2 separate regions of the Homo sapiens genome follow, and region 1 is linked to region 2. Evidence: read pairs that join two places in POLR2A ChIA-PET (ENCODE). Cell type or tissue: B cell. All regions are shown on one strand. Links, peaks and the distances in the headings refer to the core of each region. The heading gives the core; the rest is flanking DNA. Region 1 has its middle 62 kb from the start of EXOC6. Region 2 overlaps HHEX (hematopoietically expressed homeobox).

Evidence for each region. Peaks named below come from ENCODE experiments on the same cell type or tissue, not always from the same donor. Only the 100,000 strongest peaks of a DNase experiment are listed, where the experiment ranks them.
Region 1: POLR2A ChIA-PET joins it to region 2 with 8 read pairs; 4 of 35 experiments call an interaction of 5 or more read pairs at or near these places.

Annotation. Positions count from the first base shown.
Region 1 is chr10:92,778,801-92,794,898 of GRCh38, reverse strand. No RefSeq gene overlaps it. Among named protein-coding and RNA genes, the nearest start is that of EXOC6, 62 kb to the left of the region's middle. In B cell, for the core only: no CTCF peak of the experiment used is centred there; no DNase peak of the experiment used is centred there.
Region 2 is chr10:92,691,925-92,708,022 of GRCh38, reverse strand. HHEX (hematopoietically expressed homeobox) reads right to left here. Exons shown (of 4, transcript NM_002729.5): 2 at 15,477-15,655; 3 at 15,271-15,321; 4 at 12,376-13,476. The coding sequence ends at 13,255. Among named protein-coding and RNA genes, the nearest start is that of HHEX, 10 kb to the right of the region's middle. RefSeq lists an enhancer at 15,950-16,098. In B cell, for the core only: no CTCF peak of the experiment used is centred there; DNase peaks (open chromatin) are centred at 8,362 and 9,832; H3K4me3 peaks cover 1,672 bases; H3K27ac peaks cover 1,786 bases.

The DNA.
Region 1 (16,098 bases), core at 8,690-11,189, 86 kb before region 2:
TAGCCTACAGGATGACCATGTTATTTTTGTATCCAGTGAAACTAAGCATCATATATGAAGGAAAGATAACAGTCTTTTTCAGATAAACAAATGCTGAGAGAATTCACTATTATCAAGCCACCACTATAAGAACTGCTAAAAGGAGCTCTAAATCTTGAAACAAATTCTGGAAACACATCAAAACATAACCTCTTTAAAGCATAAATCACACAGAACCTATAAAAGAAAAATACAACTTAAAAATCAAAAACAAAAAACAAAAAAACCAAGGTACACAAGCAACAAATAGCACAATGAACAGAATGGTACCTCACATCTCAATACTATCATTGAATGTAAATGGCCTAAATGCTCCACTTAAAAGATACATAACTGCAGAATGGATAAGAACTCACCAACCAACTATCTGCTGCCTTCAGGAGACTCACTTAACACACTGTAATCTCAGTGCTTTGGGAGGCCAAGTCAGGAGGATCTCTTGAGCCCAGCAGTTTAAGACCAGCCTGGACAACGTAGGGAGAACCTGGTTCTACAAAAAAATTTTAAATTAGCAGGGCATGGTGACTTGCTCCTGTAATACCAGCTACTTGGGAGGCTGAAGTGAGTAGATTGCTTGAGCCCAGAGGTTGAGGCTGCAGTGAGCCATGATCTCGCCACTGTACTCCAGCCTGGACAACAGAGCAAGACTCTGTCTCAAGTAAATAAATATTTCTTTGGGTAGATCCTGAAATGGTTTCTTTTTACAATATACTCCTCTCATACCACCCCAAAGATGACTGTCACTCCCAGCACGTACCTGAATGTCTTTATTTCCATTTGTAATACCCTCTAGGATACCACTCATAACATCACGGGCTGTCCTGCCTCTTTGCATCCCCAGGGCCTAGCCCGGGGAGATGTTAGATGTCATTAAATATTTGTTGAATGCATGGATAGATGGATATAGAGAATCATTAATTTAACACACAGTGTTCAAAGTACAGTCCTTCCTTATGATGGTTAGAGAAGTATTGATCATTGTCACTAACTTAATCATATTGGTTTCTCCCAGGAAGGATTAAAGTAAAGAGGAATTTTGGAGCATAGGGCACTAGCAGAGAAGAGACAAGGAGCCAGGACTGGGTCAGGACACCAGTGAGCAGCCAGGAAGAAACCTGAAGGATAGGGTGAGGGGATGAAGAGTCCCAGGTAATTTTCCAAACTGGGACCACATTATTCTTCTTGCTGAAGGCTTTCACATTCCTGGGATTGAAAAAAAAAAATTCTTTCTATTTATCCCTGAAAAGCCAAGCTGTCCTCTAACCAGAAAAAAAGGAAAAACAAAAACAAACAAACAAACAAACAAAAACACTTGCAAAGACTTATTTTGAGCATCTCAGGGGGAAATGGTATAGCTCAAAGAGAGGCATCAGCAATGGCCTCAGGCTATACAATTTGAACAATGTATTTATTTATTTATTTTTATTTTTATTTTTTTGAGGCAGAGTCCCACTGCATTGCCCAGGCTGGAGTGCAGTGGTGCAATCTCAGCTCACTGCAACCTCCACCTCCCAGGTTCAAGTGATTCTCCTGCCTCAGCCTCCCAAGAAGCTGGGATTACAGGCTTATGCCACCACGCCAGGCTAATTTTTGTATTTTTAGTTAGCGATGGGCTTTCACTATGTTGTCCAGGCTGGTCTCGAACTCCTGACCTCAAGTAATCCTCCCGCCTCTGCCTCCCAAAGTGCTGGGATTACAGGCGTGAGCTACCCACCTGGCTGAACAACGTATTTAATTTATCAGTCTCTGACGGACTTTCCATTCTCCTCTCTAACAATGTTGCTATTTTCACCATCAAAAACAGGCTGTCTTGTCCATTGCTGTTCTAAAAATAACAACAGTAAATTAGAAATAGCTTACATGTCCATCAACAGGGAAATGGTTAAACTACAGACTACTATGCAACAGTTTAAAAGAATGAGGGTGAAATTTCTACCAACATGAAGAGTTTTCAAAGTCCTATTGTTAAATGAGAAAAGCGAATTGAAAGAAATTATACTATGTCATCAAAAAAATATTTTTTTTGAAACAGGGTCTCACTCTGTCACCCAGCTAGAGTGCAGTGGTAAGGTCATAGCTCACTGCAGCCTTGAGCTCCTGGGCTCAAATGATCCCCCTGACTCAACCTCTCAAGTAGCTGGGACTACAGGCACATGCCACCACACTCAGCTCACCAAGCTTTTTTTTTTAAACACACACATCAGCGGGCCATGGTGGCTCATGCCTGTAATCCCAACACTTTGGGAGGTCAAGGTGGGCAGATCACCTGAGATCAGGAGTTCGAGACCAGCCTGGCCAACATGGTGAAACCCTGTCTCTACTAAAAATACAAAAATTAGCCATAATCCCAACTATTTTGGAGGCTGAGGCAGGAAAACTGCTTGAACCCAGGAGATGGAGGTTGCCATGAGCCGAGATTGCACCGCATCCTCCAGCCTGGGCAACAAGAGTGAAACTCCGTCTCAAAAAAAAAAAAATTAAAATTAAAAAAAAATTAAATGAAATAAAACACACATATCAAAGATATGCTTTACATATATGTAAAATCATACAAAATAGATCTAGAAACACCACACTGCTAACCGTGGCTACTTCTGGAGAGAGAATTAGGACCAGAGGCAAAGGGGTAAAAGGTTACTTTTGCTTTGTCTGTATTGAGAACAACAACAAAAACCCCTCAAATTATGGCCTTTTCTCTGGGAAAACAAAAAGGGAGACGCTCACCATTTATTAACTCACATTCTGGTGGATCTCTCATATTGTTGGCTTATGGGGTCATAACCTCCAAGGGTAGAACCAGTGCCTTTGTACTTTACATAATCTGTGTCTCTGTTGTCCAGTATGATTGCTACATGTGGTTACCGAGCACTTGAAGTGTGGCTAGGCTGAATTGAGATAGACTGTAGGTCTAAAAATACATGCCATAAATCAAAGATTTAACATGGAAAAAAGTAAACTATCTCATTAATAATTTTGTATCACATGTTATTACATGATATTATTATTTGTTGAAATGGCATATTAAATAGAATATACTATTAAAATTAATTTTACTTGTTTATTTTACTTTTTAAAATGTGGCTGCTGGAAGAGTTTAAATTACATATGTATAGGTGGCACACATTACATATTTATTGGACAGTGCTGGTCTAGGTGATAAAAATTTTAAACCTGCTAATTACCTGAATAATTGTATAAATTACTGTATTTGTATCGTAAACAAATTTTTCCATCTAAGAAAAGTTAGATGCATGTTTCCACAACTTTGGATCCGTTTTGGCTGGTTTACATTCAAAACGTACACTGATATTTCCAGGACTTTAAACTGAGCTTCTGTTTTCCCATCTGTAATATTACCCACCTTGTAGTATGTTACAGTGATGTTTACAAGGGATCATCTACTCAAGTTCTTTAGTCTACAATTGTCTAAATGTGAAGTCCTCTTTGGGCTGGAAGCCTAAAGTATATTATGGTTTTACCCCTCCTTGTCCTTCAATGGCCCTACAAAAGCCTAATAAATGTAAGTGTCCTCCTCCTTCCTCTATTCAGTTGTAAGAAAGCACTCATTCACCTATCAATTGTTTCACGTGGATTTTTTTTTTTTTTTTTTTTGAGACAGAGTCTCACTCTGTCGCCCAGGCTGGAGTACAGTAGCACCACTTTGGCTCACTGCAACCTCCACCTCCTGGGTTCAAGCGACTCTCGTGCCTCAGCCTCCCAAGTAGCTGGGATTAAAGGCGCATAGCACCATGACCGGTTTTTTGCTTGTTTGTTTGTTTGTTTTGTATTTTTAGTAGACAGGGGGTTTCACCATGTTGGCCAGGCTGGTCTGGAACTCCCGACCTCAGGTGATCCACCCGCCTTGGCCTCCCAAGGTGCTGGGATTACAGGCGTGAGCCACTGTGCCCGGCCCCACCTGGATTTTTTTAAATGACTTTTTCCAAGTTAACTCCACTTAATATATTATCTCCTTCTGTTCTTTTTTTTGTTTCCTTCTTTTGGATTTGTTCATCATATTCTTATAAAATTAACACTTCATTCTCAAAGCTCCTTGTTCTCTAAGAAACCACCACCAGGTACCCACCTCCTCCCCACTCCCTCCCACTGTGTCCCCTGCAAATACAGACTTCCTAGAAAACCATTTCCTACAGCCTCAGTGATTTGGACATAGCTGTTTGTTTGAAGCAACCATTTCCTTACATGCTCTAATTTCACTTTCAGGTTATACGTCCTTGGTTATTTGGTTCTCTAATTACAGATCCCCTTTTCTAGAAAGGAAGTACAAAATCATTTTACCGTATGTTGTAGCACTGAAATCTGTTTCCCAATCTTTTATTATAAAAGAAGTTGAACTTACACTGTTTAAGATCTATTAACTTTCCTGCAGGCAAACTATTCTTCAATGTTTAAAAAAGTAATTGAGCCAGTCTTTTTCTCTCTCTCTAAAGAAAAAAAATGTTTTGCTCTAGTTCTCAGTTGAAATTTCTAATAAGGGGTCTTAGTAGACAAAAGGGATAACAAAACCTGACATGTGTGAGTGCTTATTATAAATTAAACATTGTATATGTACTTGATAGTTAATATTTCCAACAATGATTCCTAAACACTGCCTAGGGAGAAATTGCTAGGTGCGTTCGTTACCCTGTCTTCTATTTGTCCTTTTTTTGTTGTGTGCTCAGGAAAACCTCAGGGCCCGGGCTTCCCAATACTGGTTTCGAATATTCACACCCGAAGTCACTAATCTTTCTTGTGAACACCTTGTAGTTTGGCCCTTGATTAATTCAATCAGTGATTAGCACTTCTACAACAAGTGTTAATCTCTCTTTTGAAATACCTCTCAAAGCCCAACCCTTTACTGAGGATTTCTGCCCCAGTCAGAGTATACTGGAGAGGATTTCCCTATTGTGAGCAATATCTACAAGGCATTTCCCCTGCACACCACCAGTTTGGGAAAGGCCTGCTTCAAAGTCCTGTTGCACAATTAAAGCACAGAATTATAGGCTCAGGTTTGCACCTACTGCATGCGGTAGACTCCAGCTGAGCATAGCTAGTGATCCTGTTAAAAGCAGGGGCCAGGCTGGGCATGGTGGTTCATGCCTGTAATCCCAGCACTTTGGGAGGCCGGGGTGGGCAGATGGCTTGAGGTTAGGAGTTCAAGACCAGCCTGGCCAACACGGTGAAACCCTGTCTCTACAAAAATGCAAAAATTAGCCGGGCATGGTGGCACACAACTGTAGTCTCAGCTACTCAAGAGGCTGAGGTGGGAGGATCACTTGAGCCCAGGAAGTCAAGGCTGCAGTAAGCCAAGATCGGGCCACTGCACTCCGGCCTGGGTAACCAGAGTGAGACCCTGCCTCAAAAAAAAAGAAAAAGAAAAAATATTTTTTTGTTTTTTAAAGCAGGGGGCAGATTCTTTTGCAAAGCTGGAGGCCTTAATCAATAAGAAATAAAAATAATTTTAAAAAAACAGAAGAAGAAGAAAAGGAGCCAGATTCTTCAACACCAGGAGACCAAAACGAATAAACCTCCAGAGGGCACCCCCAGCAGTTCAGTCTGGGATGAGGGGACTCGAGGCCGGACAGAGCCGAGCTAGGCACCGTTCTTGGGTTTCCAGCCACCCAGATGCTCAGTTGCTCAAGTGTGACAACTAGGGCCTTCTCAGAAGCAGCCGGTACAGCCTCAAACGCTTCAGCTGGCAGGTGTGAAGGCCTCCAGCTCTTCGAGAGCAGTTTTCTTCCTGACAATGGGTGTCTATCAACTAACAAATAAAATTTGAGATGGACCCTGCAATTGTCCTTCCCATTTTACAAGGGAGGATATGGGTTTGCCTTGACCACTGTCTAGGCTCACACTCCGCAAGTGGCAAGCCCTGAGAAGACACCCCACATGAAGAAAGACAAACACAACCAGCTAACTTCTCCTCTTGCATTTGAAAGAGAACAGCTTTGATCTTAGTTTCATGGTAGGTGGTCAGCTTTCATTGATTTCAACTTTTTTTTTTCTAAGTTTCCCATAAAGGAAAATTTCTCCATCCTCCCCACTACTTCCAGAATACTGGGGGATTTCTCTCAACATAAAAGAATGTTGGAGTCTTTTAATTTCTAAGGGATCATGGCAACCAATTTGAATATTTTTCTCTATAGCACAACAGTCATGTCACAATCTTACCTTTAGAATATGTTTTCATTCTTCCCACTCATCAACTCTTTGACATAGGTACAGAAAATATCTTCATCCTATTTTGCAGATCTGAAAGTAGAGGCCCAAAAAGATCCTGTGTCTGACTTAAACCACACAGCCATGTTACTGAGTGGGGCTGAGATTTAAACTCAGGTCCCTCCAACTTCCATGGCCAAGACCGTAACTACCATGCTCTTAGCCACCATAATCAGGAGCCCTGATTGGGCTTCTTCTCAATCAGTGGGATCAAAACTTGGTGTGAACTAATTCTTAGCAGCAGAGCAACGACTAGAAAACAATTGGCAGGCATCCACAGCTGCACCAGGCCAAAGAGAGTATGTATTTGTCCACAGCCAAGCCAAGGGAATGGAAGAGCCCCAGAGCCAGGCATGGTGGTAGCAGCCAGTTGTACAAAGACCCATGGAACTGGGGCCAAAAGGAGTGAGAATTCCAAAGGAAGTCAAGGGCAGCCATGAGTGAACATGTGCTTTCATTACGCTTCCCTTTCATACTCTCCTAGACCAGATGAACCTGGACCAATGAATGGTTCTTGAGCTTTATAGTAAGATCTCTGAGGAAGGGTTGGGGGTGCTTATTAAAACACAGATTTCTAAGTCCACCTTATTCCTATGAATCAAAATCCCCGAAAGTGAGACCCCAGAAGCTTGTGTAAACAAGCTTCCCAGGGATGCCGACCACACCTGGAGAAGCAAGGACCAGATGGCAGAGGCGGGTCTGCAGGTGTGTGTGGCTTCCTGCAGTAAAGACAGCTCTGCCTGCTCCTGCATTTAGTTAACAAAAGCAGATGAGCAGGAGAAAGTTTCTCATGTGCTGAAACAAGAAAAGAGAAAAGAGTTACTAAAAGACGTGTGAAAGCGACAGGAGCAAATGTCCCAACCTATCCCAGAGAGGGCTTCAGCAGCACGGAGGCACAGGTGTGGTGAGGTCAGAGGGAAGACGCCGCCACCTGGGCATTGTCTACCAAAACCAGGCAGTGCAGGTGACAGGTTCCTTGCTGCAACGGGAAGGGGAAGCAGATGAGAGAACAACAGCAAGGAAGAAGCTTGTAATACGTGTTTTACCTCAGCTGTCATTCTAACTGCTGCACACGCAGGCACACAAAACATTTTTTTAAGTTTTTGTTTGTTTGTTTGTTTTTGAGACAGCCTCACTCTGTCGCCCAGGTTGGAGTGCAGTGGTGCAGTCATGGCTCACTGCAGCCTCTATCTCCCAGACTCAAGCAATCCTCCCACCTCAGCCTCCCGAGTAGCTAGGACCACAAGTGCATGCCACCACGCCTGGCTAATTTTTAAATTACTTGCAGAGACAGGGTCTCCCTATGTTGCCCAGGCTGGTCTCAAACTCCTGGGCTTAAGCGATCCTCCCACCTCAGCCTCCCTAGTAGCTAGGACCATAGGTGCACGCCACCAGGCCTGGCTAATTTTAAATTTTTTTGTAGAGACAAGGCTTCCTGTGTTCCCCAAGCTGGTCTCAAACTCCTGGGCTCAAGCTATCCTCCCAACTCAGCCTCCCAAAGTGCTGGGATTACAGGCTTGAGCCTCTGTACCTGGCTTTAAGTTGTTTTAATAGCAGCAGTGGAAGCCTTCACACACTAGGAAAGAATAATCTGTGTTTGCTGAGATGGGTAGGCTATGGCAAGGCTCAGCCTTAGCCACTGAAAGAAGGCATTTTTCAAAGGCTGACTGGGGACATTAGGAATTATTTTGGAGAATTAACAGGAAGACAGGACTGCACTGATACTTTATATGCCCTCTTACTGTTGTCGTTGTTGTTGTTGTTGTTTTTCAGTCTCCCAATAGATAGAAAGTCCTCTTGTTATAGACTGAATTGTGTTCCCTGAAATTCATAGATTGAAGCCTTAACTCCCAATGTGACTGTATTTGGAGATTGGGCCTTTAAGGAGGTGATTAAGGTACATGAGGCTGAAGGGGTGGGGCCCTAATCCAATAGGATTGAAGTCCTTATAAAAAGAAGAAGAAACATCAGAGAACTGTCTCTCTCCATCCTGGCACAGATGAAAAGCCATTTGAGGACACAGCCAGAAGGCAGCTGTCCGCAAGCCAGGAAAAGAGGCCTCATCAGAAGCCAACCCTGGAGGCGCCTTAATCTTGGACCTCCAGCCTCCAGAACTGTGAGAAAAATAAATTCCTGTTGTTAAAGGCACCCAGTTTGTATCATTTCTTACGGCAGCCCTAGCAGAAAAATACACCTCTCTGAGCCTCAGATCCTTCATCTGCAAAATGGGGATAATCACATTACCTTTGCCATCGAGTTACTGAGAGAATTAAGTGAAATAATATGTGTAATAATGTGATATATGTAATAGGTTAACTGGCACACAATAAGTGCTAGTTATTATAGCCCATGTCATAGGATTGTTAATTGGACTAAGTGAGATAATCAATGTGATACTCTTGGTACAACAGCTGCACATAGTAGGTGCTTAATAAATTGTAACTATAAACACTGTTATAAACTTTTATTCATTTATTTATTTATTTATTTTTCAGACAGTCTTGCTTCATCGCCCAGGCTAGTCTTGAACTCCTGGCCTCAGGTGACCCACCCGCTTCGGCCTCCCAAATTGCTGGGATTACAGGTGTGAGCCACCATGGTCAGCCTATAAACTTTTAAATAACTTTAAATGCAATCATGTTGCTAAAACAACTTGCAATCAAATGCAGCCATGGTGCAGTCACAGCTCCCTGCAACCACTATCTCCCAGGCTCAGGTGATCCTCCCACCTTAGGCTCTTGAGCAGCTGGGACCACAGGTGCATGCCACCATACCCAGCTAATTTTTAAATTTTTTTTGTAGAGACAGTGTCTTCCTGTGTTGCCCAGGCAGGTCTCAAACTCCTGGGCTCAAGTAATCGTCCTGCCTCCGACATAAGTAAATGTCATGATTATTATATAACAGCTACCCTTCCAAAATGCTTTCAAATTCATACAAAAGGTTGAAAAAGAGCTACATGTTGACTATGTTATAAAGGAGAAATGAAGAAGACCAGTAAGCTTAATTTTGGTGCCCACGAAAATACAAGGGAAAAAATTAATACAACCAATTTTCAAACACCTCGAGAGATCAGAGTGCACAATACTAATTTTATTAAGAAAAACTCTGGTCAGGCTAAGAAGACGGATTATCCAGAGCAGAGCAGCAGCAGAGCAGAACCGACCTGGCTAACTGTAGTGAGACTTTTGTCCCACATCCTTGGGTTTTCTAAAAGGTCAGGAAACAGAAGTCCAGTGACATTGTTCTTGGCTGGAAAGGCAAAGATTCTCATTAAATCAAGGAACCGAGGAGAGTTTTGAGAGGTCAGTCCTGGGTCCAGTGCTATTTAAAGGGTCCATTAGGGAGGATTCAGGAGGAAAGAAGGGCACTGCCACGGCTGTGGAGAGGTCGGCGGGCAGGGGTTGCACTGACAGGCACCCCACCTTAGCAGGTGCCATCCCACCTCCCTCGGAGCTTCCCGCCAGCTGGGGAAATATTGGTGTGGAATTTCCAAGCTTGTTAAAGCAAGAGCCACAGGAGGCAGAAACAAAGACCAGATTTGTACTTCTTCCCTCGCTTCCTCGTTCACTCTTTCCTTCATCCACACGTTTGCAGAGCATCTCCTAAGTGCGAGGCTCTGTGCTAGGCAGGAAATAAAACCAAATCCTTGCTTTCAATGGAGGGAGAGGCGGACAATAAAATTATAAGTAGAGGCCAGGCATGGTGACTCACACCTGTAATCCCAGCATTTTGGGAAGCCAAGGTGAATGGATCACCTGAAGTCAGGAGTTCGAGACCAGCCTGACAAATAGGGTGAAACCCCGTCTCTACTAAAAATACAAAAATTACCTGGGCATGGTGGCACGTGACTGTAGTCCCAGCTACTTGGGAGGCTGAGGCAGAAGAATTGCTTGAACCTGGGAGGTGGAGGTTGCAGTGAGCTGAGATTGCATCACTGCACTCTAGCCTGGGTGACAGAGAGAGACTCTGTCTCAAAAAAAAATTATAACTAAATGTGTGATAAAATGTCAAGATACAGGCTCGGTGTAGTGGCTCACATAAGTAATCCCAACAACACTTTGTGAGGCCAAGGCAGCAGAATCGCTTGAGCCCAGGAGTTCAAGACCAGCCCGGGCAACATAGCAAAACCCTGTCTCTACACAAAAAAAAACCCACAAAAATTAGTTGGGCATGGTGGTGTGCACCTGTAGTCTCAGCTACTCGGGAGACTGAGGTGGGAGGATTGCTTGAGCCCAGATATAAAGGCTGCAGTGAGCCATAAGGGTGCCACTGCACTCTAGCCTGGATGACAGAGTGAGACCCTGTCTCAAAACAAAACAAAACAAAACAAAACAGTGGGGATATGGAAGGTGCTATGAAGAAAAATAAGACAGGTAAGGGAATAGAGAGGGATGGGGCAATGAGGTGCCATCTTAGATGAGTTGGTCAGAGAAGCCTTCTCTGAGGGAGTGAAGTTTGAGCAGAGACCTGACTGAAAGGACAGAGCAAGCCATGTAGATCTCTGAAGTAAGAGAACCACAGGTAAAGGGACCAGCAAGAGGCAATGCTCAGGAAAGGAAAGGAGTGTAGTACCGGGGAAACAGCGTGGAGGTGGGTATGACCAGAGTAGAAAGAGAGAAGGAGGTGGGTTGGAAGACCTATCTGGGGGCCAGATTATATATGAGAGCCTTTTAAGAGGGGCCTTATTCTACATGTGTTGGAGAGTTACTGGGAAGCAAGTGAAGAGGCTATTGAAGAATCCCAGGGAAAGATGATGAAAACCAAGACCAGGGTGGCAGAGGTCAAGGGAGGAAGAGCAGACTTGGAATATGGCTGTGATTGCCTAGCACATGACACAGACATTCATTTTAGAATAGAAGGATGTCTTTTCCCACAAAGCTATATGGATAATAAGTTAACAAGTTCTCTCTCTCTCTCTCTTCTTTTGAGACAAGGTCTTGCTCTGTCACCCAGGCTGGAGTGCAGTGGTGTGGTCATAGCTCACTGCAGCCTTAAACTCCTGGGCTCAAACTATCCTCCTGCCTTGGCCTTCCAAGTAGCTAGGATTACAGGTGTGTGACACCATGCCAGACTAATTTTCTTTGTTTTATTTGTAAAGATGGGGGTCTTGCTATGTTGTCCATGCTGGTCTCAAACTCCTGGCCTCAAGAGATCCTCCCACCTCAGCCTCCCAAAGTATGAGGATTGCAAGTATGAGCCACTACATCCAGCCACAAGTTCTCTTTTAATTATGTAAATCATTGTTCTAAAATTATTTTGGGAAAGAAAATTAAACTAACTGGCTGGGCATTGTGGCTCACACCTGTAAGTAATCCCAGCATTTTAGGAGGCTGAGGTGGGCAGATCATTTGAGGCCAGGAGTTTGAGACCAGCCTGGCCAACATGGTAAAACACTGTCTATTAAAAATACAAAAATTAGCCAGGTGTGGTGGCATACGCCTGTAGTCCCAGCTACTCAGGAGGCTGAGGCACAAGAATCACTTGAGCTTGGGAGGCAGAGCTTACAGTGAATCGAGATCATACCACTGCACTTCAGCCTGGGCAACAAACAGAGCAAGACTGTCTCAAAAATAAAATAGCCAATTTGTGACGTTCTGGTCAATAATAAATAGCTATCATTTTTTAAGCTGTTTAAAGTATGACAAGACACTGGGTTTAATAGTCTTGTGTATATTAATTATCCTGTTGAATTCTTACAAGAATCCCATGAAATTGACACTATAGTTAGTCTATATTTTACAGATGGGGAAAGTGAGGCTGACTTAAAGAGTTAAATACCTTCATAAAGGTCACACAACAGAGTGGGATTCAAACCCGTGTTTGTCTAACACCAAAACTCACCATCCTTCTACTTGTCATTTCCCTGTCTCCCCTGCCCCAACTTTTTGTTGTCATCTGGGCATCCCATTTCCACTGTTTCAGTGTAGTAATATTTGAGAATACATACATACCACCAGCAATAGCCAGGATGTGCCTATTGATGACATTACTGAATCTATTTCTTTAAAAGAGGGATTTATTTATTTATTTATTTATTTTTATTTATTTATTTATTTATTTATTAGATGAAGTCCAGCTGTGTCACCCAGGCTGGAGTGCAGTGGTATGATCTCGGCTCACTGCAACCTCCGCTTCCTGGATTCAAGCAATTCTCATGCCTCAGCCTCCTGAGTAGCTATGATTACAGGCACATGCCGCCACGCCTGGTTAATTTTTGTATTTTTAGTGAAGTCAGGGTTTCACCAGGTTGCCCAGGCTGGTCTCAAAGTCCTGACCTCAAGTGATCTGCCGGCCTCAGCCTCCCAGTGCTGGGATTACAAGTGTGAGCCACTGCGCCCACCCTAAAAGAAGGATTTTAACCTAGCATCCATGGATCCCTATGTTGGGGATGAGAGTGTCCATGGATTGTTTATCAAAATGTGTGTGAATCCCTAAAACTGTGTGCAAAATTTGGGGGATATAGTGTGCATTTTTGTGGAAAGAGAGTACCTAGCTTTGATTATGTTCTAAAAGTAGAACATGAAGCCAGCACTTAAGAGGTGATGACTTACAAACCACCATTTCCTAGTCTGTACTGTTTGGCTGCTTTTTCATTTCAGATTATTCTAGTTTTCTAGTCACAGGGCATTTTCTCAGAAAGAAGGAAATTTTTTAAATGAGCAAAAAATATTTAAAGGTCTCTTTTTCTCCTCACCATCTTACGAGTTTAAAGGCATTCTTTATTGGTGATAGTGTTGCCGTTCCTTCTTTTCACTTGCTAGAGCTGGAAAGTTAATGCTATTCACTTTGATATTCCTTAAAAGGTGCATCTTCTCCTGGCTTGACTTTTTTATTCTATACCTAAAAGACAGGGCTCCTTTGACATATTCTTTCTTACCTATACAGCCCAATTTCCATTTTGTCAGTGGAATTTTCTCTTATCACTGAAACGGGAAAGGTTCCCTTGTCCCCCAACTGGGTGTGTGGTGGGGGTGGGGGTCGCTTCTTCAGTGCCCTGCTGCTCAAACCTCTAGGGGAGCATACAGATGGGCAGGCTGTGGGGTTCCGACCCCATGGCAGTGTCTAGCGGCGAATGTTTACAGCTCCTTAAGCCCCAGTGGATGTGTGTTACAGGGTACTCTTAGTTTGCCATCTATGGGCGGCTTGTGTTAGCTTAATTAGACCCTCTACCTTGTTGCAAGGACAGAGGGCTTTCTGTACCCCGGGGTTTCTTGCCTTGGTGTACTGGAAGAATTGGACCATACCTAGGCTTGGAGAATGAGTGCAAAGATTTTTTTTTTTTTTTTTTTTTTTTTTTTTTTTTTTGAGATGGAGTCTCGCCCTGTTGCCAAGGCTGGAGGGCAGTGGTGCAATCTCAGCTCACTGCAATCTCCCCCTCCCAGGTTCAAGCGATTATCCTGCCTCAGCCTCCCAAGTAGCTGGGATGCACCACCATGTGCCACCAGGCCTGGCTGATTTTTGTATTTTTAGTAGAGACGGGGTTTCACCATGTTGGCCAGGCTGGTCTCAAACTCCCAACCTCAGGTGATCCTCCCACCTCAGCATCCCAAAGTGCTGGGGTTATAGGCATGAGCCACCGCACCCAGCCTCTTCTTATATGTTTAATAGCTATTTGTATTTCTCCTTCTGCTTATATATTTGCCTATTTTCTACTGGGTTTTTGTCTTTTTCCTATCTTTTTTTGAGACAGAATCTTGTTCTGTCACCTAGGCTGGAGTACAGTGGCATGATCATAGCTCATTGCAGTCTCAAACTTCTGGGCTCTAGCAATTCTCCTGCCTCAGCCTCCAAAGTAGCTGGGACTACAGGTGCATACCACCACACCAAGCTACTTTTTCAATTTTTTGTAGAAATGAGGTCTCACAGTGTTGCCTAGGCTAGGGATGGTCTTGAAATTCCTGGGCTCAAGCAATCCTCATTCCTCAGCCTCCCATAGTGCTGGGATTATAAGCATAAGCCACTATGCCCAGCCTCTTATTTTAGAAGTTCTTTAAGTATTCTAGGTGTCATTAATTTATTATTTATTGCATTGCAAATATCTTCTTCCAGTGTGATTTTTTTTACTTTGTTTTGGTATCTTTGGGCATGCAAAAGTTTTATATTTTAAAATAATCGTATTTGTCCATTGTTTTCCTTTATGGTTGATTTTTTTGAGTTTCACATTTAGATATCTTTAATCCACATGGAACTTATTGTTTGTGGTTATGTGGTAGGAGTCAAAAATGGTTTTTCTGTATTCTGTATGGATAAACAATTGGGTCATCATTTATTGACTGGTTCTTTCTTTTTCCTTACTGATTATAATGTCTCCTCTATCATATATCAGGTTTCTTTTACCTCTTTTTTTCTGGGAGACAGAGTCTAGCTCTGTTGCCTGGGCTGTAATGCAGTGGCACAATCATGGCTGACTGCAGCCTTAAACTCCTGGGCTCAAACGGCCTCCCACCTCAGCTTCCCAAAGTGCTGGGATTACAGCTGTGGGTCACCACACCTGGCCAGTATCTGGGACTACAGGCATGCACCCCTATGCCCAGCTAATTAAAAATTTTTTTTGTAGAGGCAAGGACTCACTATGTTGCCCAGGCTGGTCTAAACTCCTGGCCCCAAATGATTCTTCTACCTCAGCCTCCCAAAGTGCTATTATTACAGGATAGATATCTTTAGATATTTGGCTTTATTTCTGGGTTCTCAATTCCGTTCCATCTGTCTATTTGTCTCTCTCAAGGTAAAAATGATATTGTTTAACTACTGTAGCTTTATAACAAGTTTTCATGTCTAATAGGATGAGTACCACTATGTTATTTTTCAATATTGTCTTGATGAATCTTGGATATTTGCTCTTTCATATGAATTTCTGAGCTCCTCAAGATCTATGAAAAACTGTACAGGAATTTTTATTTTAATTGCATTAAATTTATAGATTAAATTAGAAAAACATGACGTTATTTTCATAATGAGTCTTCCCATTTATGAGTATGGCATATCTCACTTGATTTAGGTCTTCATCTCAGTCCATTTGTGCTTTTATAACAAAATATTTGAGACTGGGTAATTTATTAAAAAAACAGAAATGTATTTCCTCACAATTCTGGAGTCTGGGAAGTTTAAAATGAAGGTACAGGCAAGTTCAGTGTCTGGCGGGGGCTGGGTCTCTGCTTCCAGGATGGCACCTTGAATGCTGCGTCTTCACACGGAGGAAAAGGAGAAGAGATGGAAAGGTAAAAAGGTGCCTAAGCTAGTTTCCTCCGGCTCTTTAATAAGGCACTAATCCATTCATAAGGGCCAAGGCCTCACGATGTAATCACCTCCCAAAAAGACCCCACCTCTTAATACCACCACAATAAGGGTTAAGTTTCAACATGAATTTTGTAGGGGACACACATTCAAACCGTAGTATCTTTTGAGAAGGGTTCATAATTTTTGTCATAAGGGTCTTGCACGTTTTCTGTAAATTTTATTTGTAGATACTCTCTGTATCCTCATAAAGTTTTCTTGCGAAAAAGTAATGAGATATACCATGTAAAAAGAGCCTGGCACATAGTAGATAGTATATAAATATAAATTCCATTCCCTTACTTGCTCATATTTTGTCTTACATTACTAAAATCAAATAGAAAGGTCTAAAATTTGAATAATACCTTCCATAATGAAAATTTAAAGTATGCATGAGAGGAAAGAAAAAGGGAGTTACCCGGCTGTCTTCTAAATATAAAGTGCATCACAATGAGAGTTGGGACATTGGTTAAAGAGATGATATAAAGTGTGTACCCATGAACGGTGGAACTTCAATCCTTACGCCTAGAAATCACACTCTGAGTTTCACCACCCGTGCAATTGTTCATA
Region 2 (16,098 bases), core at 7,383-9,882:
TAGATTAAGCATTAAATGTAAAATAATGAGGGGTGGGGGAGAGATGAAAGAGTTTTAGGGGGAGGGTTTTTGTTTAATGTATGTGGATGTTCATTTGCTTTCTGAATGAGGGAATCTTTCTAAGCTTACGAGAAAAGAAAGAAATCATAAAAGAGATATTGTTACATTTGACTACACAAAAATGTTCCATTTTCCTAAATATCTTTTTAAATAACTGAGAAACATTTTTGCAATAAATAAGGCAAAAAGCTTATATCTTCCAACATAAAGAATTCAAATAAATCAGCTGGGCATGGTGGCTCCCGCCTGTAATCTCAGCACTTTGGGAGGCAGAGGCGGGTGGATCACCTGAGGTCAGGAGTTTGAGACCAGCCTGACCAAAATGGTGAAACCCCATCTCTACTAAAAATACAAAAAATTAGCCGGGCATGGGGGTGTACACCTGTGGTTCCAGCTACTTGGGAGACTGAGGCAGGAGAATCAGTTGAACCCGGGAGGTGGAGGTTGCAGTGAGCCGAGATGGCACCACTGCACTCCAGTCTGGGCAACAGACTGAACTGTCTCAAAAAATAATAAAAATAATAAAAAATAAAAGAATTCAAATAGAAAAAGAAATAAAAGGTTAGCATTTTTTTAAATTTATTTTTGAGACAGAATCTCGTTCTGTTGCCCAGGCTGGAGTGAAGTGGCGTGATCTTGGCTCACTGCAACCTCCACCTCCCGGGTTCAAGTGATTCTCCTCCCTCAGCCTCCGAAGTAGTTGGGACTACAGCCACGTGCCACCACACCTGGCTAATTTTTTGTATTTTTAGTAGAGATAGGGTTTCACTGTGTTAGCCAGGATGGTCTGGATCTCCTGACCTCGTGATCCTCCCGCCTCGGCCTCCCAAAGTGCTGGGATTTCAGGCGTGAGCCACAGCACCTGGCCAGCATATTTTTAAAATTCAACTTTGGGAATAATGAAAGGAATGAAATGTAAAATTAAAATACAGCATACTATTCTTCTCCTAAATAATTAAGAAAGATTAGAAAAACAGCACTTCCATTGGTGAAGATATGGAGAAATGATCCTTGTTCTCCACTGATATAAATTGACAAAACTTTCCCAGGAAGTATTTCACAATATTTATCAAATATTCATCCCTTTGGCTCAATGATTCATTTTCTATGAATATACTCTAGAAGGAATTAAACTGAAATGGAGGCAAAACATTCTCATTTTAGAAATTTTATAACAACAAAACAACATTAACCCAACAAGAGAATTAAGAAATTTTGCCATCTCTACCTAATAATACATTATGTGCCCAAAGGGTAGCTCATGCTTGTAATCCCAAGCATTTTGGGAGGCCAAGGCAGGAGGATTGCTTGAGGACGGGAGTTCGAGACCAGCCTGGACAACATAGAGATCTTACCTCTATAAATTTTTTTTTTTTAATTAGCCAAGTGTGGTAGCATGCACCTATAGTCCCAGCTACTTGTGGGCCTGAGGTGGAAGGATCCCTTGCACCCAAGAGTTGGAGGCTGCAGTGAGCTATGATTATGCCACTGTACTCCAGCCTGGGTGACAGAGCGAGACCTTGCCTCTAAAAATACATATACATATACTTTTATACATGTAAATATAGATATATATATAATGCAGACCTTGCCCAAGGTGGAGTTACCTGGAGAAAACCAGGGGAGATGGGCAGATTCACAGCCTCAATGCCACAGGAAGGAAATGTTGAGGGAGAGATGACAGTCCTGGGTGTGGGATGCCAGGTAATACCATCTGTTGGAGACATTTTATAGTTATTTAAACCACACTGTGTGGGAGGTGAAGTGGGCATTCACCCCAGGATGGAAATGAGGAGAGAAGAGGGCATTTGTGGGGACATGCTCTAAAAGGAGGTCCACTTAGTTTCTTATTTATGACTTTGGAATGCCCATGTGTTATTAAATATTTTGCTATGGGTTGTTTGGCAAAAGCTTTTGCAAGACAAACTCAAGAACTTAAACAGCATGGAATTATTATATAGCAAGCAAAATTATAATTATGCTTAGGGTGAAAATAGGTTCATCCTTGAATGTTGGAAATTAAAAGGATGTTTTCTCTGGTCTTCAAAGTCATCCTACTGAGCCTTATGCAAATTTATATCCCCAGTGCTTCCACGTGCCACATTGTAGGTGCTCAATAAATATTTTCTGAATGAATACTTGAATAATTTGATAGAAAACGTATAATCAACATTCGAGTTTACTTCAATACCCTATTATTTGTTTGAAAATATATGGACAGCTGGAAATATTAGAAATGCTTCCCTAAGAACACTTCCCTAGGGTGAGCTTTTATAGGCTTTGATAGAGACTGAGCCTTGATTTAACCTTAGAACTGAGCTTAAGTATAAGACAAGTCCTGCTCAGGGAGTGAACACCAGAAGACCGGTGAAATAAAAGATTCTTCATTCCTCTCAACACCTAAAACACATAGCCACTGAAGTTTAGGGGTGAATATGTTGCTTAGAAAGATATAGAACAGAAAAACATAGCGTCTTAGTGTTAAGTGCAACATTAAAAATGACCTAGGCTGGGCGCGGTGGCTCACGCCTGTAATCCCAGCACTTGGGAGGCCAAGGCAGGTGGATCATCTGAGGTCAGGAGTTTGAGACCAGCCTGGCCAACATGGTGAAACCTCATCTCTGCTAAAAAATACAAATATTAGCCAGGTGCGGTGGTGCGTGCCTGTAATCCCAGCTACTCCGGAGGCTGAGGCAGGAGAATCTCTTGAACCCGGGAGGTGGAGGTTGCAGTGAGCCGAGATCGCGCCACTACACTCCAGACTGGGTGACAGAGTGAGACTCCATCTCAAATAAAAAAAAATAAAAAAAAAAAAAAATCACCTGGTCCAAGAGCCTCATTTTATGATGAGGAAACAGAGAGGTAATTGATATCTCCAGAGTCACATTGCTACTTAACAGCAAATCTAGACATAAAATCCAGCACATCATCCCATAGCAGCTTTATAATTTTAAACATCAAAGTAACAGGAAAATGAAAGTGGAATAGAATGCAAACTAAATTCCTAAAACTACTGAAATAAAATACTGTAACTACAGGGAGACCTATGTCCAGAATTGAAGTTGTCTTTAGAAATTGTTTTTTTCTTTTTGGAGATGGATTCTTGCTTTGTTGCCCAGGCTGGAGTGCAGTGGCATGATCTCAGTTCACTGCAACCTCTGCCCTCCAGGTTCAAGCAATTCTCCTGCCTCAGCCTCCCGAGTAGCTGGGATTACAGGTACCTGCCACCATGCCTAGCTAATTTTTAGGGGTTTTGTTGTTGTTGTTATTGTTGTTGTTGTTTGGTAGTTTTAGTAGAGATGGGTGTCACCATGTTGGCCAGGCTGGTCTCGAACTCCTGACCTCAAGTGATCCAACTGCTTCAGCCTCCCAAAGTGCTGGGATCACAGGCATAAGCAACCGCACCCGGCCTCGGTGATTTTTTTCATTTAACCCACCTGAGTGGGAAAAATAAGTGAGATATTGGTTACTGATATTCCCAGCCCTTCTGATATGTGAAAGGTTGCAGTGATTTGTTTCTTGACAGCCTGATGCTCCTGCTCTTTCTGCTGTCTTTCTTTCTCTCCACCTAGGAGTCTTGGAGTCCAGTAAAATGTGAGCAGTGTCATTTTCAAATGTAAATTTTATGGCACAGTTTTTATATTTAGATGCATTATTTAAACTAACATGAAAATTCATACAATGGACCACTTTGCAGCACTGAGGATAAACAAACAACATCACACCATAACGTGGATGAATTTACCAGCAAAAAAAACTAAAGGAATGGGCAGCCGGGCACGGTGGCTTACTCCTGTAATCCCAGCACTTTGGGAGGCTGAGGCAGGTAGACCACTTGAGGTCAGGACTTCGAGACCAGCCTGCCCAACATGGTGAAACTCCATCTCTACTAAAAATACAAAAATTTGCCAGGTGTGGTGGCAGACGCCTGTAATCCCAGCTACTCGGGAGGCTGAGACAAGAGAACTGCTTGAACCTGGGAGGCGGAGGTTGCAGTGAGCCCAGATCACGCCACTGCACTCCAGCCTGGGTGACAGAGCAAGACTCCGTCTCCAAAAACAAAACAAAACAAAACAAAACCTGAAAACTAAAGGAATGGAGGAGGAATGGGAGATAAAAGAGAAAATACTGTGGGATTTTACTTTCATAAAGTTCAAAAATTGGCAAATGAATCTATGCCATTTGGAATCAGGTTAGTGGAGTCCCTTGGAGTGGGGTTGGGGATAGTGAACTAGAGGGGGCATAAAGAGAGCTCCTTGGGATCTGGTAATGTTCTATTTCAAGATATGGATTCCAGTTACATAGTGTAGTCATGTTGTAAGCTGTACGCCTATGATTTGTGAGCTTTTAAAATATATATATTATACTTTAATAAGTAGTTTCTTGAAAAAAATTGACAATCCATATCTCTTAACAAATTTTATTTGTAAAAAAAACTATCTTGTAAACATGATGCTTTAAAATACATTTGAAAAGTAAAACAAATATGAAATGTAAATATATACAAAATGTAAATATATTTTAGTGCCCCATGTTTATACAAGGTGGATAATACTGAATAATGGCTAAGATTCAGAATAATATATACTAGAAACTGCATGCATAAATTCCCTGGTCACCATTAACATTGTGTTTTTCTTAATGCCTGAAATAACATCTAAACAAGGGGCAGCTGCCTCAGGCAAATGGTACTTAGGTGATTTTAAAGACCTTAATGAGATCAGGTAATTGCTTGGTGAAGCTAAAAATTTTACCTTCAATTAACTGATCAACAGCACCATACATCATCATAACTTCTCACTCCCTTCCACCTCCGTACCATCAAGTCATTTCCTCTGGACGTCTGAACCTGCACTCAGGGTCCATTTTTTAAACATTTATTGAATTAGTCTGGTCTAATCTACAATTAATGGAAAGTCTGTAGTAATGCAGTTTCCATAAGCAGCTAAGGAAAGTTGAAACTTTGAAAGAGCATGTAAAGTAAACACTTTCTCTTCCTTCTACACTTCTTTGCAATTCATAAAATACTTTCAGAAATCATTTAAAAAATTTGGATTTCCTGCTTCCATTTTCTGAATAGATGATGCTGATAAAAATAGTAGTGATCACAGCCCATCCCAAATAGTGTCATTTTTTTTTTCAGTAAACTGGATATATTTTAAATAAAACTCTTGATTGAAATTGAGAAGTGTGAACTGGAAATTGAATGAAATTGCCAAGTCTGAAAGGGAAAAATGGCCAATAAAACCACAGAAGCACTTCCTCTTCAAATTTATGCTGGTAAAAAGATGGAAGAGAACATTTTCTTTTAGAGCTTTTTTAGGCTTAAACAGACCTAAATATGTCCTCGCCTCACCCGTGGCCCAAGTTGGCACCTGTCAAGTGTCTCTGTAGCACTTACAGCCCCTGCCCACTATGCTTTCTGCTGTGCTGCCAAAGCCATCCAGGCAAGCTATGTTTCTGGTGGCCAAGGAATAGGAAGTATAATGAGGGTGCGGGGCTTGGGGAGGGAGGGAAATGGCTCTCCTCTCCTTCAGGGAGGGCACATGGCTTTCACTTTCATTCTGTAGAACGATATTTATTAAAAGTTTACTGTAGGCCAAACATACTGCTGGATGCTGGGGACACAAATAGTAAGCTATCACACTGCTATGTTCAGAGTCCCTTGTGGAACATGCCTCAATGGGCCAGATGAGAAGCAAACTTTCATGTATATATATATATATATATATATATTTTTTTTTTTTTTTTTTTTTTTTTTCTTTTTTGAGATGGAGTCTCACTCTGTCACCAGGCTGGAGTGCAGTGGCGCCATCTCAGCTTACTGCAACCTCCGCCTCCCAGGTTCAAGCGATTCTCCTGCCTCAGCCTCCCGAGTAGCTGGGATTACAGGAGTACAACACCATGCTCGGCTAATTTTTGTATTTTTAGTGGAGATGAGATTTCACCATGTTGGCCAGGATGGTCTCGATCTCTTGATCTCATGATCTGCCTGCCTCGGCCTCCCAAAGTGCTGGGATTACAGACATGAGCCACCACACCTGGCCAACTTGTTTTTTTTAACGCTTTGAAAGATAGAAAGTGTATCTTATAATGCTCATTTCCCCAGAAAACTGAGAGGGAAATGGTACTTCACTCAGCTTATTAGTTTCCTAATGTAATAGAATAATATGTTACATACACAGAAATTGCTTATCCCTTATACTGTATCATAGTCCCTTCCAGATGTAATGCTAGATTTGAATCAAGGCAAAAGATTAGGTAAGATGAGCAAAAAACCTCAATTCTCTTCTTATAGCTAGAGTTAGACTTGATTTGATACCTTTTCAAGAATGCAACAGATTCAGTGAGGAAGTTCTCATTACAACATTGATCGGTATAGTAATTGAGGTTTTGGGCTTAATTTCTCGGTGACAGTTTCCTTATCTAGAAAATGGGGTTGATAACAGCCTCTACCTCATAGGGTCCTTGATGATTAAATGATATAAAGATATAAAGCAGGTGAAAGACTTACATAATATTTAGCAGCACATAGTACGTGCTCAGTAATTCACTAATTTAACATATGTTTAACAAGCACCTAATAGGTCAGGCTGAAGATACATAACAGTGAACATAACAGACAAAAATCCCTACCCTCATGATGTTCATATGTCAATAAGGAGAGACACATAATAAATAAGGCAGTAAAAATATTATATCCAATTGCATTAAGTGAAATAGAGAAAATTAAATTGTTGTTGGGGATAGGAAGAGGAGGTTGGCATTGTAAAAAGGTGGCAAGGGAAGGCCATGTCTGAAGGAGAGGAGGGAGCAAGCCATGAGGCTATATTTGGGGGAAAGAGAGTTCCAGAGAGAGGAAAGTGCCAATGCAAAAACAAAGAGACCTGTGTGGTGGGTAGAGAGAACACAGGTCCACAATCCCTCACTGAAAATTCTGAAATCCAAAATCTCTGGAGTCCAGTCATGCATACTCCCTGCCCTCTTTCACCTCCAGACCTGTGTACAGGATCATCCTTCTCCGTGGAACAGGCTTCCTTTTCCTTTTCTCTGGTTGGGAGTCCCTGGCAGACTCTGCCACAGCATCTGCTGTCCATCCCTTATTGCAGCATCTCTCTCTGTCAGCTCCATTACACTCCAGTGCTACTGAGCGCCTGGACCCTAGAGACACAGGGATTATTACTCTTCTATTTATGTTATTTTATTTTTTTATTTTTTATTTTTTATTTTTTTTGAGACGGAGTCCCACTTTGTCGCCCAGGCTGGAGTGCAGTGGCTCAAGTGATTCTCCTGCCTCAGCCTCCCGAGTAGCTGGGATTACAGGCGCCTGCCACCACACTCTGCCAGTTTTTGTATTTGTTTTAGCAGAGGCGGGGTTTCACCATTTTGGCCAGGCTGGTCTTGAACTCCTGACCTCAAACCATCTGCCTGCCTCGGCTTCCCAAAGTGCTGCGATTACAGGCATGAGCCACTGTACCTGGACTATGTTATTATTATTGCTTATCTTGGCTTAAAAAAAAAAAAAACTATCCCTGGCGGGATGGGAGCAACGCATTAGGACTCCAGCAACATTTCCCTCAAACAGGATTCTCACCTCAGCTAAAAGTTGAACATTTCTATAAATTTAAAGAAAATCTTGGCCCCAATAGTGACATCTAAAGAGTAGAGATTAGTCATTTTCTATTCTAAATGGGGAAGTAAACTGAATGAAGATGAGGAATCCTAAAAGGGAAAGGGGAAAAAAGAGAAAGGGAATGAATAAGGAAGGAAAAGTGGGGAGCAGAAGAAGGATGGAAGGGCATAAACCATGAAAGAAAAACATAAACAAGATTATGAGCATATCTTACTGCGAGCGTCTGCGAGCAGCAGGGGAGGGACCCTCTGCTGTTAACTGTTTCCCGTACTTGTTCATCTAAGAAGTTGTCTTCAGAGAGAATGAGATTTTTGAATACTTAAGGTTTTTCAAAGATACCAAATTCCCCCTCCAAAATAAAAGGGAGTCTAAGGAATGCTTAGAAAATACGTTTTAAACAAACGTTTTTTAAGTGGGAAGCGGCCTCATTGGCTTTCATGTGGAAAGTCGCCTGATATTGGCAGTGACTTTTTTTTTTTTTTTTTTTTAAAGCAGCGACGCAGGAAAGTGTTCGGCCGCTCGCGGCGACGGCCGGATGCTCCAAAGTCAAGATCCTCCGCAGACAGGAAATGTCTCTGCCAGCTCCAAGGTCCCCTCGCAGCAGCCCTCTGTGTTATCCAGAGAGATTTGTGTACATCCGACTGAAGAGGTTTCCCGCCTGCAACTGCGAACCCAAGAGCTGTCTCAAAAGAAGGGAATCACTCGGGGTGTCTAGCTTTTCTGACTGACACTCGGGGCCCACGGCGTGCCAGGGACGCCGCCTCCTCTCGGGGGAGCCACGCTCCGCTCTAGGAACTGAGGGACCGGAGGCTGAGGATGCGGGTGTCCCCCGGGGCCCCAGCCAGCAAGAGAGGGGTAGAGAGTTCCATCTCCCCTGCTGCTAGCCATGCTTGTATCCACAACGGGGTGATTCTGGTTTTCCTACAGCCACATGTGAAGGGGTAGCTGCTCCTCTGTAGACCTGGGGTCTCAGATCTTTGGGTGAGTGGGAGGAGTCTCCAAAGTGCTTCTTATTTGGAGTTATCAACAATACCAAAAAATACATATCAAGGGACAAAATTAGATTAGACATATACAGAGCCCAACTGGGACTTCCTAAAACCTCTATGGACTGAAAAATAAATGTCAGTACAACCTGATTACTTTGACCACAAAATACTGAACTCCTAATCATTTATTTTTTCTTTTTCTTTTTCTCTTTTTTTTTTTTTTTTTTTTTTTTGAGATGGAGCCTCGCTCTGTCGCCCAGCTGGAGTGCAGTGGTGCAATCTTGGCTCACTGCAAGCTCTGCCTCCCAGGTTCACACCATTCTGCCTCAGCCTCCCGAGTAGCTGGGACTACAGGCGCCCGCCACCATGCCCAGCTAATTTTTTGTATTTTTAGTAGAGACGGGGTTTCACCTTGTTAGCCAGGGTGGTCTTGATCTTCTGACCTCGTGATCCGCCCGGCTCGGCCTCCCAAAGTGCTGGGATTACAGGCATGAGCCACCACGCCCAGCCTTTTTTTCTTTTTTTGAGACACAGTCTCACGCTGTCGCCCAGGCTGGAGTGCAGTGCCATGATCTCCGCTCACTGCAACCTCCGCCTCCTGGGTTCAAGCGATTCTCCTGCCTCAGCCTACTGAGTAGCTGGGATTACGGGTACGTGCCACCACGCCCAGCTAATTTTGTAGTTTTAGTAGAGACAGGGTTTCACCATGTTGGCCAGGCTTGTCCCAAACTCCTGACCTCAGGTGATCTGCCCACCTTGGTCTCCCAAAGTGCCTGGCTTGAACTCCCAATCATTTAGAAGCATCCTGGGTGATTGTTTGGTATTCACATTCTGCCCCATATTGTAAGTAGTCACATAAGTATCTCCAATCACAGATTTAAAGGATCATTGATTATTAGATCTTGAAAAAAAATCAAAATCAGGAGCTTTTGGGTTCATCAGCTTCCACATGCCAATATATCTGGAGTGGGAATTTTAGTAAGTCTCTTCTGTCCCCAGCAAAATGCGTTTTCCCCAAGTCCAAATAAGTTTTCTTGAATCCCTGTCCTGCCCCCATTAACTAAGATGAATATTCACAGTAATGAAAACCACACACACACACAAAAGCTTGTCAGAAAAGTTGAAAGAGAAAAGGTACTTTCACTATCAGAGATGGTTTCCTCTTTTCCCACAAGATGTCTTATCAGCTTTCACCCTGAGAAAACCATAAAAAGTAAGAAAAAGAAATGTTATGCAATAGTTCTCTAAATAAAATACTACACAGTAGGCTAGTCATCTCTAAAAGTGATGTTGTTTAAAGAGTCAAAGTACATCATCCAACAAAATCAATATCATATTAAGTTAGAAAGGGTTCTGAATATCAAAGACCAATGAACTGAATAACTTAAAGTATAAGTACACGACCCAGGGGATTAATCACACACTGTCATGGTGAAATTAGGGCAATTCTTCAAATCATTAACGTTTTGCTTACAAAAATGTGCTTTTCTGTTTGTCTTTCTGCTAAATGATAACCGTTTTCAAGTTGAATCTCCTGATAAAAAGAGTTAAAAACAAGACAGGAGTTGTGCTGTAAAGGTCATACGTGCTGCTTCAACATGAAATAGCCAAAAGACAAACAAATGAAAAATGCCCGGATCGTAGGAGGAATTTCTAAATCTTCATTGGCAATTTGCAATGGGGTACTTCAGAAAAGTGAATGCCTACCTGTGTCCTGAGAATACTGCACCTCCTCCAGTTAACATGCTCTTGATTCTTAAGGACATGTTTAGATTCAGAATGGGAGCAACTTGGTGAGAGTTAGGATAAGCTTGAAATTGGAAAGCAGCCTGGTTTCAGGGAATTGTCAACTTTAAAACTAGATTTTACCCCTCAAGTTTTCTAGTGTGAATCAATACATTAGTCTGTATTTCTCTGCTGAATAGTCATGATACAGTTACTCTCAAGAATAAACATTAACTAGGGTTTATCTCCAGAAGCGAAACACACACACAGGTTTCAGGATTACTTTAATTCAATATTACATCCATAAGCCTCCCATTCTCCAAAAATCTGATATGGACAGTCCCATTTTCAGACGAGATGGATTATGACCTTTGAAACCTTGATGTAATCTTTTAGGCAGGGTCTGGAGCCTACAGCTGATGGGAAGGGAAACTCTCCCACTGGGTGGCCACTTTGGGTGCCAAGGCTGAGGAGACATGGGGAGTAGGGAGAACAATAAGGACGGCATGAACTGAGTTGGGAATTTGAGAGCTGGAAGGGGTTCATATGGTTCAACTAGACCATCTTCGTTCTACAAATGATTTGAGGCCAAGAACTAAAACACCAACCCAAATCTTCAAACTTCCAAGTCTATCCACACCTCTCTGCTTAAGGACTAGTACTGCTTTTCTCAGAAATCTTAATTCCCCTGCAATTCCAGGGGCCTTCTTAGAATCTAAGGAAGCCGGATGTGACAACTCCCTAACAGCAATGACTTTTTCACTGTCTTCATCTGAGTGTCCATATCTGGGGGCGCCACAGCCCTAGAAGCCAGGCCAGGGGTCGGGTCATTCCTTCACAGGTCCTTAGCCAGAAGTACCCAACTCTACAACTAGAGGCCTCCTCCATGGAGGCCAAGGCTAGAGAGAGATTTCCAGGCCTCTCCCCAACAGATCTCTGTCATGGTTTTCCTGGAATGTCAGAGACCTGATGGCTCAGCTAGGCAAGCAGCTGGCACAGACTAGCAATACCCTGAACAATCAGAAACCTGGGCCCCCACACCCACCTAACCTCAGCACCCCATTCTCCCTCCATTTCATGGTGCCCCTTCCTCCACCCTGCGCCCTCTGCTCAGCCATCAAACCTCACTCCCACTAGCCTGGATAAGCCCCTCGTTCCTCTGTTCCCCCTCGCCTTTCCCTCCTCTCAGCCCTCCGCCCCAGCCTCTTGCTGGCCAAAGTTACCCGGGAAAGCAGGTGGGAGGAGGAGTGCCGGTCCCACCTGCTTCTTCCGCACCCCGTGCGCTCACATCAGTGGTTCCCCAGGGGTGGTGTCCGGGCCCGCAGCTTTGGCGTCACCTCAGCTCTTGTTGGAAATACAAATTCCCGGTCCCAGCCCAGTCCAGTCCTAACAGATCAGAACTCCAGGAACAGGGCTGGGTTTCCACAAGCCCTGAAGGAGGTTCTGAAGTTCCCCGGGTTCGAGAACAGTTCTCAGCGCAAACCACCTCCCCGCTCCCCTCGGCCAGGGCCCCCCATCCCCCCACTCGGACTTCCCCACCCCGGGCCCCGCCGCGCGGAGCGGGTTCCCGAGCCCCGGCCGCCGAGGGATGACGCGGTGTTGACTCAGCCGGTCAAGGACGGCGAGGGCCAGCCCGGCTGCCGAGGAGAATCGATGGGGTCCGGACGGCCCCGCGCTTCACGGCGCAGCGGGCCTGGGCCTCGGCTCTTCCCGTCGCCTGGCGTGCCCGGGACTCGAACCCATCAGGCTCAGAATCCGCCGGCAGGAGCAGAGCCCCAAGGCAAACGGCCCGGGAGAGGCCCCAACCCACGTTCCAGGCACCCACCCGCGGTCCTGGGACTCGGAACGAGAGCCCCAGCAAGATCCAGCCCCAGTCACTTCCTGTCCCCAGAGCCCAGCACCGCGCCAAGCACCCAGGAGGTCAAGAAAAGGTGTGCAGACTTTTTAAAATCAAAGAATTAGACTTGCAACGAGGTCAGTCGTCCCACGGACGGCTTTATTTTATAGTCAAGTTACTTATTAAAAAAAAAACACATTTTGGCCATTTTTTTTACAGTGAACAATTCTATATACACATTATAAACATTGTTTGATATAAAACAGTATCTACAATCTACTTACATTTAATTAACCTGTGACTTCTAGTTCATCTGCGATTAACTTTAGTCAGGTCAGTTTCTCTGCTTGAATTGGGAGGTACTATCCCCTTAACACCTTGGTCAAACAGGTACTAAGTGATAGTGCAAAACAAGCATTTAAGATTCTCATCAACCATATCTCTGACAAAAAGAACACACATCTCTGAGACAAGAGCTCTGAAATGTTTTTGGATTTGAGACAGCAGTATAAGAATGTCATATAAAAGTAAAGAATGTTTTCCTTTTAAAATACTCCAAGGCTGCCTGAAATGTAGGCACCTCTGGATTTGGGGTACCCCTTTGCCTTTCCATTAAGTGGGAGATAAACAGATTACAGAAAAGTCGTTCAAGAAGGTCCTATTAAAACCTTTAAAGCTATAACTTAAAAATTTAACAAAAAGTTCAAAATTAATTTTTTATAAATAGTGAAAACCACTAACTGTTTTTTTAAAGGGGGAAGAATTTAATCACTATAATGTCACTTTATCAAAACAACCTAAGAGCAGTACATAAACTATTTGTTAAGTCAAAATTAAGGTCTCCATGTAGGTTTGTTAATTGAGCAGTGCACCAAATATTTTTAGGTTTCCAGAATACCAGAGAATTGATTCCCTTTCTTATATAGCCTTCCAGTTCTTCTATGAAGATTTTCTGTAGCAAAACATTATTCCTAAATCCAGTTTTCTGAACATGCCAATGCCAGTGGTCATCATCCAGCATTAAAATAGCTTTTATCGCCCTCAATGTCCACTTCCTGATCAGAATCCTCTGAAATCTCTGATTCAAGGTCTTCCTGGGAGGCAGGGGAGGGCGAACATTGAGAGCTATCCAAAGAAGCACCTTTATTCTGTTCACTGGGCAAATCTTGCCTCTGATCACAGGAACTGTCCAAACTTTCCAGTTCTTCTTTTTTATTGCTTTGAGGGTTCTCCTGAATAAAGGAAATGAAAATGGAGATTGGAAGGATCATAAAATATGGATAGGTGAGAGGAATAAATCAAAATGTCTCTTCATCCTATTCCATCTTTTAATTTTTAGTTTACTGAGTGTTTTCAGTTTATAATCTTATTCAGGAGATACATACTTGTGCTTTTTGCTCACTTTGGAAGAAAAGTTTCTGTCATATCAAAGATTATATGCTTAAAAGATGAGAACCAGTCATGAACATAAGGGCAGATACATTATACCAATTGAACACAAATTCTGGTTACTTAACACCAGCCCAGACCCATGGTTTCAATATTCTCAAAAGTTTAAGGGGGAAAGAAAATCAGATCACTACAGATACACCTTAACTTCATTCTTTAAATATTTAAACCTTGCCAATTAACAGTCTTTCAGACATTTTAAAAATAAGAATGCTAACTGGTGAATTAAGAATAAAGTTTCAATTATTAGACTGGATCTTTTTTCATTCATTTTCTGGAGTAAATTTATAAACATCTACATGTGTAAATGTTTAACAAGTTACAAAATCATGGCAAAGAAAAAAAATGTGGATCTGGAAGAATGCTGCCAACTGAGAAGGTAGACAATTAGCTACAATTTACTTAAAATCTGGGGCAAATTTCTGGGAAATATCCCCATATTACATAGAAACCACTATTTTTAAGGTCTCTGGTAAACTAGAGTCAAGCCTTTGACCAAGAACTATTAAGTATATAAGCTAGTGAATTTTTAATCCTATACTTGTCTAAAATGCATATAAATACTACATAGAAATATTACAACATCTATTTGTTATATAGTTGCAAGCCTTATAGTCTCAACAAATAGATGCACACGGTCAGAAATTGAGAGTGGATCTGCAAATATTTAAATCACATTACAGTAATGAAGTTATGGGAATTTTATTTTCTATTTCAAAATATTCTTTGGGACACTTTCTTTTTAATGAAAAAGTAATGATCAATAAATTTTAAAATCCACTTTGCTTTAAATTTCTCCACTCATTGTTTCAAAGTATTTATTATAAACCGTATATACAATGACAAGTGAACAATTCAGCAATTATCAGATAACTTTGGAGAGTATATCCAGATTAGGACATCAAAAATGAATGTTTAGCTTTAAGTCAATAGACCTTCTTTTAAAAACTAAATTAGCCTTTACTTTTTATCACATATTGCGAAACAAGGTCACTGGAAGAAAGACTGTCAGAAAGTTTAAGCTACTTTCCAAACAGGCTTGAATATTTTCTTACAAGTTTTATATTTCATTTTAAGAGCTGGCATTAGATAGAAAATAATTTTTAAACTCCCTGACATTTAATTCTTCTAAAAAACAGTGCAAACAAGACTTAAAGGTGTTTGTTTCTTTATATTTACCCTTGAGTTCTGCCTGGTTTTATTATGGCTGTGTAAATAAAAGAAACAATTTTCTCCCAAAGATAACTGCTTAAGTCATTTACTGTCAATTACTTTATCTTTCCTGCGTTAATTAGATAAACAACATATGGGATTTATAAAACAATTAGCTGGGAGTTTTACTAGCCAGTGTGTGAAAACCCAAGCATAATTGATATAGGAACCCCATTAGGTGCTTTTAGCATTACTGCCACCTGAGCAACTCATCCTGAATTTCAGCAGGACTATTTGTCTTTTTAATCAAGGTGAAGAGGTTAAATAGTCTCTTAAATGACTTTTGCATACAACCCATAACAGCCTTGCACTGAGATAACGTGATAAAAATATTTATTTCCATAGAAACAGAACCATGTCCATACCTGTTTTAGTCTCCTCCATTTAGCGCGTCGATTCTGAAACCAGGTTTTGACCTACAGGAAAGAGAGAAAGAAAACTTGCAACGAGCCCGCGTCGGGACGTGCCAGAGGGCAGGGTGGCTCCTCGCCTCTCTCTCGGTGGCCCGGCGACCCCTACCCCAGAAGCCTTCCCTTCCCCGGAGGCGGCCCCAGGCCCCCCGCGAGCTCACCTGTCTCTCGCTGAGCTGCAGCATCTTGGCCAGACGCTTCCTCTCGGGCGGAGAGAGATATTTCTGCGTCTCGAATTTCTTCTCCAGCTCGATGGTCTGGTCGTTGGAGAATCTCACCTGGCCGCCTTTCCTTTTATGCAGAGGCCTCTGCAAGAAGGGGCTCCAGAGTAGAGGTTTGCCTGCGAGCGGGAAGAGCGGCGCTCACCCACTGCCCTGGAGCGGCCTGGCCAGACCCCAGAGCTGTCGGGCCCCAGGGATGACAAAGGTAGGCCAGGAGGCCACCCAACCAGACACATTCACATACACCCACCGGCACGTGGACCTAACACGTTCCCACCGACACACAAACATACCCAAAGTCACACACTGACACCGCAGATGCACACAGCCTTGTACACACACAGACAGACACACAGCCGTCACACCTAGAACTAAATCCAGACATACCTTTAACCCCAAAAAGAATGGGCACTACCGGCTGGGCTTACAATACCACGACCCTCTTTCCCCAGTGGCTCTCGGATTTATACATAACTTTTTGCCCCCTTGGATCTCCCTTGGTGAGCCGCACTTGCGAACACCGGGTGTGTGCGTGTTGGGGAGGAGCGGGGCTGCTGCACCG